Linked DNA regions of Homo sapiens: region 2 is linked to region 1. The links are chromatin contacts, found by Hi-C or POLR2A ChIA-PET in ENCODE. All regions are on one chromosome and are shown on one strand. Each heading gives the region's core, a stretch centred on a gene start or an enhancer-like site at or near the end of the contact. The rest is flanking DNA. Distances are from core to core; before and after follow the strand shown. Region 1 overlaps ZDHHC14 (zDHHC palmitoyltransferase 14). Region 2 overlaps ZDHHC14 (zDHHC palmitoyltransferase 14).

Region 1 (7,353 bases), core at 1,636-4,135:
GAAAATTGATTTTAATATATTAAAGGTACTTAATTAATTCTACCAAAGATATAATAATTAACATTTTTATATATCCTTCCAGTTTTTTTCTCTGCATAATGTATTTTTACCCAATGGGATCACATTGTACATTACTATTTTGAAGGCAGATTTTTTTTCCTCTTAATATACTTGAACCTTTCTTCACAGGAATTCCATTTTTAATAGGTGTGTAGTAATCCACTGTATGATCACATCATCATTTGTTTAATAAATCCCGTCTTGTTGACATTGAAGTTGATTCCAGTTTTTAATATTAATTAAAAACAATGTTGCACTCAGTATTCATGAAAATTTCCTTAAGTCAAATGCCTAAAAATGCTGTTGCTGGGCCAAAAGATACATACGTTTTTAATGTTTTGAGATATACAACTAACTTGTTCCCCCTAAGGCTGTATAAATTTATATCTTCACCAAAAGTATATGAGCATGCTTATCCTCACTGTTCTCAACAATACCAAATATTGTCAAGTAAAATTAACTTTTGACCTCGCTTGTTTGAAATTGGGGGTTGGGGGCAAATCACAAACTTTAAAAAATATATTTACTGATAGCTGTTATTTCTTTGTGTGAGTTGCCTGTTCATCTTTTTTGCCCATTTTATCACTGGACTATTTGACTTTTTTCTATTTATTTATTAGAGCTCTTTAAAGATACTACCCTTTGTTATATATGTTACAAATATTTTTCTACTTTATCATTTGCATTTTTATGAAGTTTTTTTGACATACAGGTCTTTTATTTTCTATGTGGTCAGAGTATCAATCTTTTCTTTATGTTGCCAAACTTATGTGACAAGCCAACCTATATAGAAAAAGATTGATAGTCTAACCATATAAAAATTTAAAAACCCGTATGTCCAAAAACCTTTCCCTACTCCACTCCTCCTAATCAGATAAGTTTATGTATATTTTTCTAGTTCTTACATATTATAATTTTTTACATTTTAGTCTCTGGTATGTCTTTGAAGGTGTGGTTTTAACTTCAGGTTCTTCCCTCAAATGATTAGCTGTCTATCCTAATTTTGTTTATTTGTAATAAATAAAATAATAATTAATAATAATCCATGCTTTCCCCACTGATTTGAAAGGCTGTATTTATCAGATACTAAGTCTTAGAAAATTTGTCTATTGGGGATCTTCTATTTTGTTTCAGTATTTTATTTATTCCCGGGCCAATGATTTCCCCTTATTATTTTACTTTTGCAAATATTCTCACGTTTATTCTTCCAGATGAAGTTTAGAATCATTTTGTCAAATTTGTCAAAATTTTTCTAAATCATATTGAGATTTCTATTAGCATTGTAATAGATGTATAAAGTAAGTTGGGAAGAAGTGACATATTTAAAATACTGAATCTTCCACCGCAGGAAGCAGAGTGTCTCTCTGTGGTTTTCAAAACCCCCTTCAAGTCTCTATATTGTTGTATTGTTTTTTTCTTCACACGGAAGCTACCTACCATTTTTTTGTTAGCTTTATTTCTAGAGTTTTGTGGTTATATTTTTCTGTTTCAAAGGAGACATTGTCTTCTTTGTAGTTTCCAACTGTTTGTGTCATTAAATATATAAAAATACTTTTAAAGCTTGTATATATATTGGTTTATATTTGTTAACCTTAATGAAGATTTTTATTCATTTTATCCAATCTGTGTTGATTAGAGGCAAAAAAGAAAAGAGCTTAGGACCATAATAGATGGGCATTTTTATTCTTTAAAGTATAGTGTACTTATAAATAGCATCCCCTGCTTCTGTACTGGTAATCCTAATTCTCTTTTCTTCAATGCTAAAGATAAAATCTTGCACCAGTCCGGTGTAGAATGAGTGATAAACCAGCCCTTGCATTCAGGTCTTTTGCTAATGCTCTCAATATTAATGCCACTCAAACTTCAATAAAAGCCTGTCTGATTTTCCTGGTGATAATGGTGAAGCCTGGCCCTGCCATAGCGTGGTATCCAGTGTCCACTTTTTACCTTTGTTCTTGTCTACTTGTCTTACAATAATGCAAACACTGACAACCCAAATTGATCTCTATCACTGTACAATATTTACCCATTTCTGACAATGCAGAAATTATGTACCACAAAGTGGAAACACACAAATATTTCTAGCTTTGGCTTTCAGTGGAAGAACTGATCTTCACTTACGCAGCACAGCGGTTTTGTGTATATACTCAGAGAACTTTGACACAATTTGAGGGAAATTAAAACTTTGCAAGGACAAAGCCACTTTCTTTTCCTTTCAAGGGCAAGGCTTTGGCATCCATGTGGAAAAAAATAGTATGGAAAATATAAGGTAGTCATTAATTTTCATTTTGTTATGAGCATGTATTGGATTAACTCAGTTAAACTAAAAAGGTCGCAGCTACTAAACACTTTCTTTTTATTGTTTTTAATTGTACTAATTAGTGATATATATATGTATATACATACACACACACACACACATATATATATACACACACACACACATATATATACACACACACACACATATATATATATATACACACACACATACATCTATATTGCCCTTCTGAGTCTGGGCAGCCCCTGAAAAAAGAGCTTTTGATAGCTGTGAACATCATAGCATCTGACAGTTCAAGGTCTTTGCATGAATTACAATGTCCCTGAACTGCAGGAACTGAGATTGTCATGGTTTAAAAATGGAGAAGCTGAAGTCTGTTTTCTCCACCAGATCAAAGAATCATACTCTTTACTGGGGCCATTCTATGTTTCCATTTTCTGGAACTTATATTTTCAAAACAATTTGTAGGAATATTTGTGTTTCTATTCATGGAATCATTTTTGAACATTGATGTTTGCCACTCCGCATTCACGTTAAAGTTCAAGCAAATAGCCACTTCAACTTCATGAGAGCATGCCTATGTGCACGAGAGCATTCCTTGAATGAAACGTACTTTATTAGGGTCTTTCTCACCTAAAATCAGCATGCACTCTAGACCACAGCTATTGTCTGTCATGATGTTTTTCAAACTGTGCCTCCTGGAGCCCAGGCAAGGGACAGACATGTTGGGTGTCCCCATAAACCAGAGCTGCTTCACTCTCATCTGTTTTGTATACTGAGGTTCTTTGTAAAAGTTTCTTTGAACGGAAACTCACGATGCTATAAATAACAACAAAAACAAACAGTTTAAACACCTGGCCTGGCTGTTTTACTGGGCAGACCTTCCATAATTAACTAGATAATATCAGCTCTTTGGGTGACGGGAGCATCTTCGTAAGTGGCTTGCATCTTTCTCTTTTGTCTGTGTTTTTAGCCAGCTGCTTAGATTCCCCAGCTAATGGTACTGAAATGCAGCCTTGGGGTTCAGCTGTTACTTGTATGGTGTACAAACCTGTCTCTCTCAGCTGTACACAGGGAGCTGTTATAAAAATGCATATTCTTAGCCCCTCCTGCAGATAAGAATCTTCAGGAATGAGGAATCTGTATTTTTTTTTTTTTTTTTTTTTGAGCCTGCTAGGTAAGTAAACCTTTCGTGAATGGTGCTTGGGGCGGGGACTTCACCAAGCTTAGCTAACTAGTTGGCTGACTTGCTGTTAATTTTGTCCTGCCTGCTAATAAGTGTGTGCACCTACGGCAAGGCTCCTCAGATTTTCACGTGCATCCAAATCCAAATTCAGGGTGGGAGGGTGTGTGGGGAATCTTTGAAAATGCAGATTCTGGCTCAGCAGGGTCGGGGCTGGGAGGAGACGCTGAGATGATTCATTTCTAATAAGCTTCCTGGTGATGCCAATACTGCCAGTCCATGGCCCACACTTTGAGTAGCAAGACCCTAGGGCAGGGCCTCTCAGCCTCAGCACTCTTGATATCTGGGGCTGGAACGTTCTTTGTTGGGAGGGGCTGTCCTGCACATTGTAGGACATTTAGCAACACCCCTGGCCACCACCCACTAGGTCCCACTTGTGACACTCCCTCCCACTCATGACAACTACAAACATCTCTAGATGGTTTCAGATTTCCCCCGGGAGGCAAATCGCCCTGGTTGAGAACCACTGCCCTAGATGATCCCGATCATCAGCCAAGTTTAAGATCTGCCATGAGTATGATTTGTCTGCACACTTAAATTATTAAAAAATACAGATTCTGGGTTTATCTGGCCTCCCTAGAGTACAAGCCACAATAAGAAAGAGGACTAACCTTTTTTTTTATTTTATTATTATTATACTTTAAGTTTTAGGGTACATGTGCACAACGTGCAGGTTTGTTACATATGTATACATGTGCCATGTTGGTGTGCCGCACCCATTAACTCATCATTTAGCATTAGGTATATCTCCTAATGCTATCCCTCCCCCCGCCCCCCACCCCACAACAGTCCCCGGTGTGTGATGTTCCCCTTCATGGACAGAGGACTTACCTTGTTTACCACTGTATCTACAGCACCTAGAGGACTGTTGGGCATACAGTAGGTGCCTAATAAATATTTGAATGAATGCATAAAGAACCTAGCACTGCATAGCACATGAAACTCATTCTTCGAGGCCACCTGTTTCTGTTCTCTATTAAGTAGACAGAAAAAGGTTTTCTACTAATACTTCCATTGGGCTTTTTCCCCCGTCAATTCCTTGTTAAGGCCCTAAGTAGTCAGGTTCTCTTGGGGCTAGAGGGCCTATTTAAAGTTCTTATCCTACAAATGCCTTCTTCTTGACAAAGTTCTCTCCTCAAGAGATCATCCCACATGCCCTTTGATGACCAAGTCTGGGAAAAGCCCAAATCCTTTGTGTTTTCTAACGAAATTACCCCCTACAACTCAAAACCAGCTTCCTGTTCCGAGAAAGGCAAGGATTGTCTGCACTCGCCATCCCCCTTTCTTTCGGCCCCACTCCCCTTTCATCTTTCCCACCACTTACACCCTCTTGCCAGCTGTTGAGGAGCTCTGGGGACTCCTCTGCAAGTCAGAGCGCGGTCAGGGCTCTCCAACCCTTGCACCGGGTGCACCCTGTGCTCCCTCCCAGAGCTGGAAAGCATCCACGCCGGTTCCATCTCATTCCATGGGACCAGCATGTACCCAGTGGCAGGCCTTTCATGTCCTGCTCACCTCACGAGGGCAAGCCCGACAGAATGGTTTGAGCCTAAGTAGAAAAAAATTTGCCCAGCCTCCTGGCCCTGCATGCCTCCAGCAAGGGCAGAGAGACGAACCATCTCTATGCGGGACATGCCCCAGGGCCCCTTCTAGATCCCCATCCCTGTCATGTGGGGTAGGCCCCCTGCTGCCCACCCTGGCTCCCTCCTACGCCCTTCATGAAGGATCCCTCTCCAAGCCCATGCAGCCTTAAATTATTCCAGCTTTGGTCTCTCACAGTGCTTAACCCCATGCCCTTCCCATCTTTGTGCACGTGGTCCAAGCATTCTGGGCATGATGGGTTAATCCTTCCTGCCAGCTGCGCATCCTGGCTGAGCTTTGTTTCCAGTACTCTCCATCCAGCCCAGAGGAAGCGCAGCTCAGCCATGGTGCTCTACTCCCAAGGAAGCCCCAGGATGTCCCTGCCAGGGTCCACCCTCCCACATCAGCATTCCCCGTGCCCATGGGCCTTGGTGGGGAGATGCACGGATGCTATGGGGTCTGTGCTCAAGCATGCTGGGGAACGCTACTCTGTGAGAAACCTCGGGGTCGGGGGGGAAGTTCTTTGCTCTTAGGTTCCTAGGGCCTCGGCTGTGCTAATGCTCACATCAGCTTCCTAGAGGGAACACCAGAATTTGGGTTTTCCCAAATGTGTTTGGCATGGACTAAATGACTCAACAACACCACACTCTACACCTCTCTGTTGTTCCTTGCCTTTAAACATACGAGATGCCAGGTGTGGTGGCTCATGTCTGTAATCCCAGCACTTTGGGAAGCTGAGGCAGGTGGATCACTTGAGGTCAGGAGTTTGAGACCAGCCTGGCCAAGATGGCAAAATCCTATCTCTACTAAAAATACAAAAATTAGCTGAGCATGGTGGTGAATGCCTGTAATCCCAGCTACTCCAGAGGCTGAGCCAGGAGAATCACTTGAACCCGGGAGGTGGAGGTTTCAGTCAGCCGAGATCGCGCCACTGCACCCCAGGCTGGGTGACAGAGTGAGACTCCGTCTCAAATAAACATTGGAGCACCCGTGTCATTGCTGAATACTTACCTCCAGCCTAGGCCCTTCCTCTGAGGTCCAATTCTGCATGTGCCCCTCCCAGATGGTAGTTGCTCATGGTCAATACCACACCCATGACCTCCTCCCACTCCCCTCACCCAGCACCACAGAAACTCCCCTGGACTGCCCCGGGTTCCCTGCCTGAGCCAGAATCCAAGACTCACCCTGGTCACCTGCCTGGCTCTCATTCATTACGTCCATTCATCATTGGTTTCCCCATTTTAAAGTTTCTGGAATGTATCTACTTCTCTCCATCACCATGGCCACCACCCTATTTCAAGCTAACATCGTCTCAAGCTTGTATTCCAGATCCCTCCTAACTGGGCATAGATCCATTCTTTCTTCCCTAGCCGATTTGTCTTTGATACTGCAGTCGATGTGATATGACTTAATTGCCTACCTGATCACTTTACCACACAATACAGAACCCTTCTTGGCCTCTGTATTATTCAGTGCTCTCTAGAGAAATACCTGGAGAAACAGAATATATGTATGGGGGGCAGGGAAGAGGCGGGTTTATTTTAGGAATTGGCTTGTTCCGATTATGGGGTTGGCAAGTCTGGAATCTGCAGGGCAGGCCAGCAGGCTGGAAAGTCAGGTGAGTTGGTGTTGCCATCTTGAGCCTGAATCCTGCAGGGCAGCAGGCTGGAAGCAGGCGGGGTTTCTACCGTGAAGTCTTGAGAATTTCTTCTACCTTGGGGGAGCTCAGTATTTGCTCTGAAGATCAGCACCTGATTGGAGGAGGCCCACCCTCATTAGGGAGAGTAATCTGCTTTACATCAAAGTCTGCTGATTTAAATGTTAATCTCATCTAAAAAATATCTTCATGGCAACATTTAGACTGGTGGTTGACCGAACAACTGGCACATGGCTGAGCCAAGTTGACACATAAAATTAACAGTCACAGCTTCCTTTTGCACTCAGAATGAAGGCCAACATCCCAGATGTGGCTACAGGGTTCTGTGTGGCCTAGCCCCTGCCTTCCTCCTCTCTCAGATCTCCCGCTTACACTGTGCTCTGGTCACACAGCCCTCCCTCCATATCCTCAATATAACATCTCCCTCCTGTCCTGGGACCAGGACACAAGCTGCCCCCTGTGCCCGAAGTGCCTGGTTCCCTGCTCCCAGCGAGTGTGCACACCCCCACACACATTGTCTAGGGAAAGCCTACT
Region 2 (7,353 bases), core at 1,998-4,497, 42 kb after region 1:
AACCACCTTAAATATTCACAGACAGCTGAACTGGGCAGATCCCACCCACGACCTGAGTCAAGAATCTACACCTGGGCTGGGCGCAGTGGCTCACACCTGTAATCCCAGCACTTTGGGAGGCCGAGGCAGGCGGATCATGAGGTCGGGAGATCAAGACCACGGTGAAACCTCGTCTCTACTAAAAATACAAAAAATTAGTCAGGCGCGGTGGCAGGTGCCTGTGGTCCCAGCTACTCGGGAGGCTGAGGCAGGAGAATAGCGTGAACCCGGGAGGCGGAGCTTGCAGTGAGCCGAGATCAGGCCACTGCACTCCAGCCTGGGTGACAGAGCAAGACTCCGTCTCAAAAAAATAAAAATAAAAAAGAATCTACACCTGAAGTAGAAACTAACTACCCTTCTGCCATGAAGTTCTGCAGAGCCTCCTTTTATCTCAACAGGCTCCACATTTCAGGTTCCTGTCGGTCACTCCTGAGAGTCTCAACAGCCCCTGGAGGTCAGGATGGAGGGAGGGGCTACACATTCCAAGAAGGAGAGGCAGCGTTGGCCCACAGAGCGGCCTTGGTCTCAATGTTGGACTTGGAGGACTGGAGCTTGTGGACAGACCCATGTTGTCCGAGCTCTCATCCTGAATGCAGAAAGCCAGAATGCAGATTTGTTCATTTTCAACAGATGACTGCAGGACCAACGTTGTCACAGGGGCCAGCATTCTCTCACCAGGCAAAGCCAGCCGCTTCTCTGCCTGGTATCAAGCTGCCTGGGCAGCCAATTCGTAATCAGAGTGCCAATTTATAAGTGTAGAATGAGAAATAGAACTGCCACAGGAAGCAGAATCACTGCCTGGTCGGCCCTGTGGGACTTTCTGGAGACTTCTGTCAAATATGCTCGTGTAAGACTGGGAGCCATGAATAAATGCACATTTTTGTTTGTTTTTGTTTTTGTTTTGTTTTTTGAGACAGGGTCCTGCTCTGTCTGCTGGAGTGCTGTGATGCAATCTCCACCTCCCGGGTTCAAGCCATCCTTCTGCCTCAGCCTCCCCGAGTAGCTGGGGCTATAGGCACGCGCCACCATGCCCAGCTAATTTTTGTATTTTTAGTAGAGACAGGGTTTCACCATATTGGCCAGGTTGGTCTCAAACTCCTGACCTCAGGTGATCTGCCCACCTCGGCCTCCCAAAGTGCTGGGATTACAGTCATGAGCCCCCGCGCCTGGCCAATATGTGTACTTTTAAAAAGTGCTTTGATAGAGGATTCTGATGTAAAATAATGCGTCTAACGTAAATTTTTTAAGGTATCACGTCTTTTTTATTCTGTGCATTTATTTAGAAACTGTTTATGACAAAAGAGTGAGATTACATGTCTAATACAGTTTTTTGGAGAGAGCATCCCTGGCCAATAGGAAAGCTTCAACAACAGAATTTCTGGGGCCTCCCGGGCACATTTTCATCCTGTTCTGGCTTTGTCAGTGATACTCAACTGCAGTGTCAGTGCCCAGTGCAAAGAGACCTTCTTCCAAGGCAAAGGTAGATGTGTGCCTGCAGGTTGGAGACGATCCAGCAAGGGAGGGTGGACTCTGGCCAAGTGCTCACCTTATTTCTGCCTGGAATTGTCAAACTGCAACTTAGCTTGAAAAATATATTTCTTCCATACCCAGAAAAGCCACAAGCGATTGCTTCATGAAAGTCTGTCTCTGTTCATCTGACTTTCCCTGTTTGTGCATCTTTTTGACCGGCTCCGTCCCTTTTGTGTGTGTGTGGTTCTTGGCTTTGTGGCTCTGACGAGTGTGTGTTTATACCTGTGTCTTGCTCCTTTTGCCTTCCGGAGTCTCTCTTTCTGCCAGGCTTATGTCTCTAGCTCAGACCTCTCCTCAGAGCTCCAGACATGCATATGCAGCTTCCCGCTGGACATGTCCACTTGGGGAGATAAAAGCACCCCAAATCATCTTTCCCCAGTGACCCCCCACCTTGCTGAGGGCCAGCCCCATTCACAGGCTACACAGACGTGAGGGTCCTACCGACTCCTTTCTCTGCCACACCCTGCTCACCTAATCCATCACCAGGCTCTGTACAGTTTGCTTACTAGGTGGATCCCAGCTTAAACCACTTCATCCCTTTCCTTCTGTGCACTGCCTCGGCCAGCTGCAAGCCGCCATCATCTCTCACTTTAACTGTGCAAAGGTCTCTCGGAGGACACCCACCATCCACTCTGCTCCTCATCTAATCCAGCCTCTATGCTGACATCAGAGTGACCGTTTCCAAACAGAATCTCATCACTATGGGAAGGAGGCCAAAATCCTTAACCTAGTATACAAGACCCACCTCTCTCGGCTTGCACCGTAGTCCTGCATGCCACCTGGGCTCCAGCCCCGAGGTCTCCTCTGGTTCCTCTCTGTTAATTCCTGCTCATCTTTCAGGGAGATGTTCAGGCGTGGGCTCCTCAGGGAAGCCTGCCACTGCACACACTTCCCATAGCTTTCTGTATGCTTCCTTCATAGCTCTGACCAGGGTTGTCATGGTATACACTGGGGATGTGTGGACTCGAGTGGCCGATGTCTCTGCCCACAGTTGGGTAAGCTTCAAGAGGCCAGGCCTGTGTCAGTTTCCCTTACTGTATTCCCAGCAGCCAACTCCTTGACTGGCATGCAGCTGCTCAGTTAGTATTTACTGAAGGAGAGAAGGGAGGGAAGAAGAAAAAGAGAATTTGATGCTCCTCTTGCTGTATCTACCTTCATGTCTCCATCGTAGTCTTCTCTCTTAGAGAAAAAAAAAAAAAGTATATTGCTTTTTTGGCCCTATGATGAGGTTAGTGTTCTCAACTGGGGGGAAAAAAAAAGCCTCGGGCACCCAATCTAAACTAAATGAAACCCATATCCTTCACCCTCAAACCTACCAGAAGCACAAATTTTAAAATGTCAGACTCCAAGAGAAATGATCATTTAAAAAAAATTAAGTCTGATCAAGAGCTAGTAATCCTTGCACAGTTCTGGGAGGGTGGAAATGCCATCACTGAAAATGACTCATGGTGTCTTTAGGTCTGTGACTGACGCAACCTACACGTGTATTTATCTACTCAACAGATATCGGAGGGCCTCACGTGTGCCTCCTACAAATTCGAATAAAACAGTAGCTTTCAAACTTTTTGTGTTTTACAGCAACTCACAGTAGGAAATACATTTTCTACTGGGATCCAGTGCACAGAGATGCACATAAAAGGCATGAAACAGTGCTTGCCTTTCTCAACAGAAGATGCCTTGATACTTTCTATTTTATTGTTTGTTTTTAGTGCTGGTCATGACCAGCTAAATCAATTTCATGACTCACTATTTGATCACAACCCTTAGTTTAAGAAATCCTGGAATAAAGCGTAATTAGAGTAGCTCCTTCTGAGTAGGCCAAGGATTCCATTGACTTATGCCGGGGTTAGCCCAGGGTGTCAGCCTGCCTGGGGCTGGGATTTTAGGTTGTATACCTCCGGGACCCTGGGGATGGCACATTTAGCATGCCACACGATAGGCACCTGTTGGCCTGCCTTCTTAGAACAGCTCAGTTTTAAATTCTGGTTGAAATAAATCATTTCAAGCAGCCTTGTTGGAGCAGTAGGCAGCCCATCCATCTCATCATCTGAAATAAGTTATTTCAGTTTCTGTGAACTAACCTGATAGGTCATCCATTCTTAACCTGGGGCCTAGGAATAGGCTTCGGGAAATTGTACCTAAAATGTGTGAGTGCACGAGAGTGAAGGGATCCATAGCTGTCATCAGAGTTTTAAACCAGTAAGGAATGAAAAAAAAAGTCTAAGAACGGTTGCCCTGGAGGCTATAAACAGTTTCTGATACTCTTGGAAAATAGTATTGAAAGGGCTGACAGTTTTAGTGTTTGCTGACTCTTCCTCTCGTGGTCTCCCTGATATTATATCCTTCTTCCTTGGTAAACTTGTTCCCATCACACCTTCACCCAGTCAGCCTCGCCCAGGCTAGAAAATGGCAGCTCTTGGCAAGCCCCCCCACCGCTGGCTGGTGCACCTGGGTGAAGACACCGCAGCTCTTGGTAGGGGGGATGGGGGGGCGGGGAGTGCAAAAGGCCAGGACCCAAGTTCAAGTCCTGTGCCATAGAGTCCTACATCCCATCAACAGTGCCCCACTGTGTGGTGTTTCATAAGGGAGCAGCCCCACCTCCAGGAACTTCACTCACAGCTGCTCACAAAAATTACAGTCAACTTTACCACATTTACTAGCTGACTGATTTACAGTCAACTTTACCACATTTACTAGCTGACTGATTTTTTTTTTTTTTTGGTTGATGTAAGCAGTGATCCATTTTAGAAAATGAAAAGTAATGAGGAAACTCAATATATAAAACAGACATAGGTCTAACTGCTGTAGTTCAAGGGGAAGAAAAGCCCCAAGGCTCTCCATAGAGAAGGGGCTGTTGACTAGGCCTTAACTCCGAGGAAATCACAACTTCCTCACTGTGTGATGTTCTTAGAAAAACTCTCTATAAATCCTCTCAGAAAACCCCATGGAATCGCTAGACATCGATCTGCCACAAATGGGAAAATCACATTCCCAGGCCGTAACACTATGGCAGTTAGCAGGGCCGGGGTCACCAGTGTGTGACCTGCTTCCTCACACGGGGCCCCAGATGGACTTCGTGTTCTGCTCTCTCCAGCTTGAAACTCTTCATGTTTTTTTTTTGTTTTTTTTTTGAGACAGAGTCTCACTGTGTCACCCACGCTGGAGTGCAATGGTGCAATCTTGGCTCACTGTAACCTCTGCTTCCCAGGTTCAAGCGATTCTCATGCCTCAGCCTCCCAGCTAGCTGGGATTACAGGTGCCCGCCACCACACCTGGCTAATTTTTGTAATTTTAGTAGGTGGGATTTCACTATGTTGACCAAGCTCGTCTCAAACTCCTGACCTCAGGGGATCCACCCACCTCCGCCTCCCAAAGTGCTGGAATTACAGGCATGAGCCACTGTGCCCGGCCAATTCTTAATGATTTTTAAGCAGCTGCCCCAAATTTTCATTTTGCCACGGGCCCCCGACATTCCATAGCCGGTCCTAACTGGTAGAACTTTGCCTGTTCTTTTGAGTGCCTTTGTTGAGAAAAGTAATTAAGGACCTGCTGACTGGACTGCAGTGACTCAGTGAAGTGCTTGCAGCTTTATGTGAACAACAAGAAACAAAAACAGCACACTGTATTTAGAGCTCCAGACGTCTGTGCGGACCCAAGTCTGCTGGCAGGGGTATTGATGTCGTACTTCGTCATTTCTGAGTGCCATTAGAGCCACCAACCTGTTCTGGGCCTAGGCTGGGTCTGTAAGCGCCCCTGTTCTCGTAAATACTTTATTTGTAGAGTTCCTGCTGCTGGGCTGGCCAGCACTTCCTCATTGTGTGAAATGTGTAGACACAATTGACTTCAGTTCTTGAAAAGTTTTATTTAGCTATGGAATCGTAGTATTTGAGTTGGAAATAACCTTTTATAGCATATCCGACTTGCTGAGGCCCAGAAACTGTGCACATCATATCACTAGGCAAAAGGCCAGGACCCAAGTTCAAGTCCTCTGCCGTAGAGTCCTACATCCTGCCAGCAGTGCCCATCATGTGGTGTTTCATAAGGGGGCAGCATCGCACCCTAGGAACTTCACTCAGAGCTGCTCACAATAATTACAGTCAACATTTGCCACATTTACTAGCTGACTGCATTTTTGTTTTGTTTTGTTTTGTTTTGTTTTGGTTGTTATAAGCAGTGATCCATTTTAGAAAATGAAAAATAATGAGGAAACTCAGTATATAAAACAGACATAGGTCTAACTGCTATAGTTCAAGGGGAAGGAAGAAGAGGTGAGAGAGGGGGCCAGAGGCCTGCCCAGCACCCAAGGAGCTCAGCTTGGAAACCCAGACCTCAGAGCACTCGGTTCTGCAGACACATTGGGGGTGCAGCCAGTGACAGGAGAGTGGGGCGCCAGCAGCATTAGGAACCACCCAGAGACTTCAGGCAAGAGGCTCCTGAGATGTCATTTGCACTGGAAGGCCCTGTTGGCAACAGTGTGGGGGACACATAAGGGGGGTGTCCAGGAAGATGTGACAGCGGCTCCTGCAAGAGGGGACAAGAGCCGGCACAGTGCAGTGGCCTTCAGACACTGGGGAGCAAGACAGGAGAGATCAGAGAGACCATGACCACCTCCTGCTGACCACCTGGATGTGAGGGATGAGGGGGCAGAGGGCATGAAATAAATGGGTTCCCCATGGGGGATGCCACTAGCAAAGAAGAGGCAGCTTGTGAGGAGGAGAGATTGCAGGGAGCTTGATGACCAGAGCTTGGGACCTGCGGAAGGGGAGGGCCCGTGGGACAATTAGGTCCACAAGTGTCCAGGGGGTCAGCTCACCCCAGGGAGATGCCAGGCCCAAGGCTGGAGCTGGACACTACAGAACCCACAGGCACCCTAGAGGACGAGCGGCCCTGTGCCCAGCAGGAAAGGCTGCCAGGCCACTCCACTCCCAGGTGCACCCTCCCTGACCTGAGTGTGTACCGTAGACCAGACCTCGAACTGAAGGGACAGAGGGATTGTGGAATCTCAGATGTATGCCCTAAAATCCCAACCACACACGAGGCAGGAGGAACAGATACTTCGGGGGGATCAGACGTCCGGGTGCAGGGACAGTGTGCCATGAGAATGTTGGGAGACCCTACAGATGATGTCTGGGTGTCAAACGCCCCTTCTGCACACCTGAGAGTCACTTTGCTTCTGTTCCATGTTAGGCAAATCGGGATGGTCAGGACTGTCCCAAGAGAACCAGACTGAGCCACAAGGACCTCTGATGGGGAGTGCTGGACCCTGGGGTTCCCTTGGCCCCCAGATCTCAGATTATGGACCATCAGAGCAGGAATGCCCTAGGGGTCTTCTGACCATCACTCACCTTTTAGAGGCGGAAAGCCAAGCACCATCGTGAATATTACAAGCATGAATGGCAGCCTCATGGAAAGAACCCTCCAGGTGAATCTGAGCATATACAGGGGAACACCTGTTCCTCTTACCTCATATAACAGGCATTAGTGACAGTCACGAGACACTGCAGTATGTATATCTTTTTATTACCAGATGAGATATTATGTGAAAAAACCCTTGAAAAGTACACAGTACGGTGGTACATATTTGCATTTCTTTGCTTGAGGGTTCCCTGAGGAAAGAAACACAGATATATATGGCCTTATATCTTAACAATAATAGTAACGAGGTTGCGTCTTCAGTTTCAACTCAGAAAAATGAAATGTCTCTGAAGTTTTCCAGAGGGTCCTCGTTCTTTTTGAATTTTTTAAAAAATGGGTTCTGCTTGGACTCATCGCAGTTGGCTTCTC

What was found. Hi-C counts contacts between places; a loop is a spot of excess contacts on that map. ChIA-PET counts read pairs that join two places held with the same protein, here RNA polymerase II (POLR2A). Pooled maps may share reads with other maps.
Region 2: a loop to region 1 is called in a pooled map, with 4 times the contacts of the local background. The contact joins two enhancer-like sites. A Hi-C loop is called at or near these places in 1 of 168 maps with a recorded cell type or tissue (B cell), 11 of 37 single-sample maps with no recorded cell type and 5 of 50 pooled maps. POLR2A ChIA-PET finds 5 or more read pairs at or near these places in 6 of 52 experiments (B cell, CD4-positive, alpha-beta T cell, H1 and 3 more).

The regions. Positions count from the first base shown.
Region 1 is chr6:157,568,291-157,575,643 of GRCh38, forward strand. All of the region lies in intron 2 of ZDHHC14 (zDHHC palmitoyltransferase 14), which reads left to right. Among named protein-coding and RNA genes, the nearest start is that of MIR3692, 43 kb to the left of the region's middle. RefSeq lists an enhancer at 4,542-5,274. Within about 2 kb of position 2,886, at least 3 of the 41 ENCODE cell types and tissues checked have a DNase peak (open chromatin) inside an H3K27ac peak, as active enhancers do; they include B cell, where a contact is called at or near this core.
Region 2 is chr6:157,610,089-157,617,441 of GRCh38, forward strand. The region is part of intron 3 of ZDHHC14 (zDHHC palmitoyltransferase 14); the gene reads left to right. Among named protein-coding and RNA genes, the nearest start is that of MIR3692, 85 kb to the left of the region's middle. RefSeq lists enhancers at 5,941-6,442, 6,443-6,942. Within about 2 kb of position 3,248, at least 10 of the 41 ENCODE cell types and tissues checked have a DNase peak (open chromatin) inside an H3K27ac peak, as active enhancers do; they include B cell, where a contact is called at or near this core.